2 separate regions of the Homo sapiens genome follow, and region 2 is linked to region 1. The links are chromatin loops, found by intact Hi-C in ENCODE. Cell type or tissue: mammary epithelial cell. All regions are shown on one strand.

Evidence for each region. Peaks named below come from ENCODE experiments on the same cell type or tissue, not always from the same donor. Only the 100,000 strongest peaks of a DNase experiment are listed, where the experiment ranks them.
Region 2: it touches region 1 in a loop (6-fold over the local background); 10 of 110 quality-filtered maps call a loop at or near these places.

Annotation. Positions count from the first base shown.
Region 1 is chr17:43,943,141-43,945,640 of GRCh38, reverse strand. It overlaps a transcript of PPY not described here. Among named protein-coding and RNA genes, the nearest start is that of PPY, 1.9 kb to the right of the region's middle. In mammary epithelial cell, a CTCF peak has its summit at 1,489 (motif pointing left); a DNase peak (open chromatin) is centred at 1,510.
Region 2 is chr17:43,877,255-43,879,754 of GRCh38, reverse strand. MPP2 (MAGUK p55 scaffold protein 2) reads left to right here. Exons shown (of 13, transcript NM_005374.5): 12 at 352-480; 13 at 1,772-2,500. The coding sequence ends at 1,948. Among named protein-coding and RNA genes, the nearest start is that of MPP2, 29 kb to the left of the region's middle. RefSeq lists an enhancer at 880-1,174. In mammary epithelial cell, a CTCF peak has its summit at 1,042 (motif pointing left); a DNase peak (open chromatin) is centred at 964.

The DNA.
Region 1 (2,500 bases):
GATCAGCGAGGCCAGGCACGGTGACTCATGCCTGTAATCCCAGCACTTTGGGAAGCCGATGGGGGCAGATCATTTGAGGTCAGGAGTTTGAGACCAGCCTTGCCAACATGGTGAAACCTCATCTCTGCTGAAAAAGAAAAAAAGAAAAATCAGTGAGGGCAATCAGCGGTCATGCTCATCACCCTCTTGGTTTTTGCGTGTTCTTACCAGCTTCTTTATCTCATTCTATCAGCAGGGTCTTGTGACCCGTATCTTGTGCCGGCCTCCTATCTTGTCCTGTGACTAAAAATGTCTAACCTCCTGGGAATGCAGCCCAGCAGGTTGCAGCCTCATTTTACCCAGCCCTTGTTCAAGATGGAGTCGCTGTGGTTCAAACGCCTCTGACAGGAACACATCAAGATGAGTGAGAACCATTGCTGTGTTCTAGACATAGTGATGTAGTTAGGCTTTGCATCCCCACCAAATCTCATCTTGAATTGTAATCCCCGTAGTCCTCATGCGAAGGGAGAGACCAGGTGGAGGTCATTGAATCATGGGGGCAGTTTTCCCCATGCTGTTCTCGTGATAGTGAGTGAGTCATCACGAGAGCTGATGATTTTATAAGTTGCTCTTCTCCCCTTTGATCAGCACTTCTCCTTCCTGCCGCCTTGTGAGAAAGGTGCCTTGTTTCCCCTACGCCTTCCACCATGATTTTAAGTTTCCTGAGGCCTCCCCAGCCATGCTGAACTGTGAGTCAATTAAACCTCTTTCCTTTATAAATGACCCAATTTCAGGTAGTTCTTTTTGTTTTTTGTGTGTTTTTTGAGATGGTGTCTCACTCTGTTACAGCCCAGGCTGGAGTGTAGCGGCACGATCTCGGTTCACTGCAACCTCTGCCTCCCTGGTTCAAGTGATTCTCCTGCCTCAGCCTCCCAAGTAGCTGGGATTACAGGCATGCGCTACCACGCCCGGCTAATTTTTGTATTTTTAGTAGTGATGGGGTTTCACCATGTTGGCCAGGCTGGTCTTGAACTCCTGACCTCAGGTGATCCGCCTGCCTCAGCCTCCCAAAGTGCTGGGATTACAGGCGTGAGCCACTGCGCCTGGCCTCGGGCAGTTCTTTTCAAAGCAGTATGAGAAGGAACTAATACACATGGCCATGCAGTGTAGAAAGCACATCTACTACCACTTCCTCCTGGATTGTCACCACATCCCTGAGAGGACCCAGAAGAGGAATCTGTTGTTTGCAAAGGAGAAAAATGAAAGCTACGGTTTGGTTGACATTTGTGGAGTGCCTGTTATTTCTTAGGCACTTAGGTTTACCTCTGCGACAGGATAGAACTGTAAGTGGCCCTGGCATCTGAGTCAATCCCTAGATCCATTGTCTGTTGGGTGGGGCTGGGTCCCCACATGAGTAGCAGCCAGAACAGGTCCCTCCAAGGCCATGGTCCTGTGGGAGCTCAGATCCTTTTAACTAGGGTTGGAGCCTGGCGCCCTCTGGCGGCGAGCTGCAACCTCTACCCGCCAAACCCAAGGCCAGGCTGAGACCAGCCACCAATTCACACCCTTGTTTTGCAAGTGGAAAACCTCAGTCCAGAGAAAGGCCCGGGCTTGCTGAGACAGAATGACTTTCGTATTTGCTTTGTGGAATGTAAGTTGTCTGGTGAAGCATTATTGCTCTTCTTGTTAACCAAAATCAAAATTGAGAGGGTCAAGGCAGAACACTGATGTTTGCTGAGCCTTCCTTTATTCTCCCTATCTTCAGATGGGTGTGATGAGCCTATTTTACTGAGAGGAAAAGTGAAGCTCAGAGAGGCTAAAGAAATTACTTTCCCAGGCTCACAGAGCCAGCCAATGCAGAGCCAGGATTTGGACCCAGGTCTGTCTGACTCTAAGCCCACCCTGCCAGATCCCTGGAGTTTCACCTCCAGTCCCCTCTTCCCCAACAGTCCCCCCCATCTCCCAACTTCTTGGTATACTGATCTGGGACAGCAGAACGTCAGCAGTCATAAGTCCTTAGCTCCGTACTTGGTGTCACCGTGTCATTCAGACACAGCCAGTTACCACTCCTTGGCCTAAGCAGGGGAGGGAGACTGGGGGTTGGGAAGAGACGCTGGGCAGGGGAGACTCAGGGGCTTCTGGTGGGGATGGATTAGTGGGGTTGAGAATCTAAGCCAGAATTCGGAACCTCGGTAGCTATGAGATCTTGAGCAAGCGTCTTTACCTCTGTGAGCCTCAGGTTTCTCAGCCAAAAAGTGGGAAATTATAACAATACTTTGACGGCCCCACTTAGGAAAAAAAACAGTCCAGGTTTGGAGTTAAATTTTGGGGTCTGACTGGCTGTGGGGTTTGGGGCCAGTGATTTGACATCTCTGAGCAGATTTCAGATCCTGAATCTGTAAAATGGGTTGTTGTGGGGATTTAGTGAGGTGACTGAGCTGGCAGCACTTTGGAAAATGTGAGGCTTTACAAATGAAGCTGGTTTTTAGCACTTCCCTGGAATGGGGGCTCTGAGATGGGG
Region 2 (2,500 bases), 66 kb after region 1:
TGCCCAATGTCCTCTCTGCTGCCTCATTGCTCCCCCATATAGTTCCAGACACCTGTCACCTGAACACGCCCATGTACCCCCTTTGCCCTCAACTACTGCTAGAAACCCAGCCCACCTGGAACCTTTCTCAGCCTTCCAGAGTCCCCACTCCTCCTCTAGTCTCCTCCAGTCACCCCAGCCACCTGCCAGCTGTTTGTCATTTGTCCCAGGACTCATGTCCCAGACCCCCGGGCACCCTTTTCTCATCCACTCCCAAGTGCTCACCCCAACCCCAGTTACCCTCACAGCCTTTCTCTGGTTCCTAGGACAGACATGGGGATATACTCCCTACCTTGCCTTCTCCTTCTGCAGGCGGTGAAGGTGCTACGAACGGCCGAGTTTGTCCCTTACGTGGTGTTCATCGAGGCCCCAGACTTCGAGACCCTGCGGGCCATGAACAGGGCTGCGCTGGAGAGTGGAATATCCACCAAGCAGCTCACGGTGAGGGCTCTGAGGTGTGGGGGAGGGGTCTGATAGCTGCCTAGGGTGGTGGGGGACAGGCCTGAGCTGACAGAGAGAAGGAGGTGGTGTTGGGGAGGGACAGGGGCCTGCTCCAGTTATCAGTGAGGCAGGACGTGGTCCCCCCTGCATAGATGTGGAAGGGGAGGTCTGAGAGAGGAAGTCCAAAGTCTCAGAGTGAGCCAGGCACACACCTAGCCTGGGATACATGTGCTTCTGACTCAAGGCCCCCGGCTCAGCCCACTCTGCAGAGACAGAGTGCTGGCCAGAGAGAGTTCCCGAGGGCAACTGGGAGAGGTGGGCTGGAGGTGGGCCAGGTGAGCTTGGGTTGCTTACAGCTGGGGGAAAGCTGAAGGGTAGGAGAAAGCCAGAGGCGGGAAGGCTGGCTGGAGGGCTGAGTCAGCGTCAGGGAGCAGGCAGCGCCTGGAGGAGAGGCTTCAAGGCCTCATTGCAGAACTCCAGCCCCATCCTCCTTCCTATGTCTTGCTGCGCCTTCCCAGGAGGTGGAGGGTTTGCGGCGCTCTGAGCGCAGGGGTCCCTCTGCTGGCCATGCCTGGTGCTGCAGCATTCCGGCCCCAGGTCAGAGCGTGCCTGGGGCCCAGGAGAGGCTGTCTAGGCTGGCACCCTTCTGCCAATGACCCCCTTAAGGAGCTCTGGACCTTTGCCTGATCCCCATTCTGGGCACCTCCTCCTTGGCAACAGGTGTGGCCAACTGGAGCTGTTGGGATGCAGCTAGCTTCAGCTTATTTAAGTCAGTTGTCAAGTACCCTTCCTCACCCCTGCCCATCCAGCTTCCACTGGGTCGAGGGTGGGGTTGCCCTGGGTACTTGTGGATTGCCCTGGTACCAGCCTGTCTAGCTGCATAGGTAAGGCAGCCTAGTCAGACTTGAGGGAGCACTGGCTTGAGAGTCAGGCAGACCCTGTTTAGCCACTGACTGGCTATGTGACCTTTTTATACCTTCATTTTCTCTGCTATAAATGGGAAAGAATTAATCCTATCTTGCAGAGCTGTAGTGAAGATTATGTGGCATGCAAAGCATTTAGGGGTGTGATTGGCAGTTATTAAAGCTTATTTCCTCCCTTTCACTCACCATCTGTGGTTGATGGTGAGCCACTTTGAGGCACGCAGAGAGGGGCCCCTGCCTCCCTAGCCAGGGAGTCCACACCAGGGTTGGGCTTTGGGGAGGGGGAGTGGGGGCAGCTGTAGCTCCTTCTGACAGTGGGGGTGAGTTGTGGGCACTGACTGTAGGGAGGTCCCCTTGTGCCTGGGCAGGAGGCGGACCTGAGACGGACAGTGGAGGAGAGCAGCCGCATCCAGCGGGGCTACGGGCACTACTTTGACCTCTGCCTGGTCAATAGCAACCTGGAGAGGACCTTCCGCGAGCTCCAGACAGCCATGGAGAAGCTACGGACAGAGCCCCAGTGGGTGCCTGTCAGCTGGGTGTACTGAGCCTGTTCACCTGGTCTTTGGCTCACTCTGTGTTGAAACCCAGAACCTGAATCCATCCCCCTCCTGACCTGTGACCCCCTGCCACAATCCTTAGCCCCCATATCTGGCTGTCCTTGGGTAACAGCTCCCAGCAGGCCCTAAGTCTGGCTTCAGCACAGAGGCGTGCACTGCCAGGGAGGTGGGCATTCATGGGGTACCTTGTGCCCAGGTGCTGCCCACTCCTGATGCCCATTGGTCACCAGATATCTCTGAGGGCCAAGCTATGCCCAGGAATGTGTCAGAGTCACCTCCATAATGGTCAGTACAGAGAAGAGAAAAGCTGCTTTGGGACCACATGGTCAGTAGGCACACTGCCCCCTGCCACCCCTCCCCAGTCACCAGTTCTCCTCTGGACTGGCCACACCCACCCCATTCCTGGACTCCTCCCACCTCTCACCCCTGTGTCGGAGGAACAGGCCTTGGGCTGTTTCCGTGTGACCAGGGGAATGTGTGGCCCGCTGGCAGCCAGGCAGGCCCGGGTGGTGGTGCCAGCCTGGTGCCATCTTGAAGGCT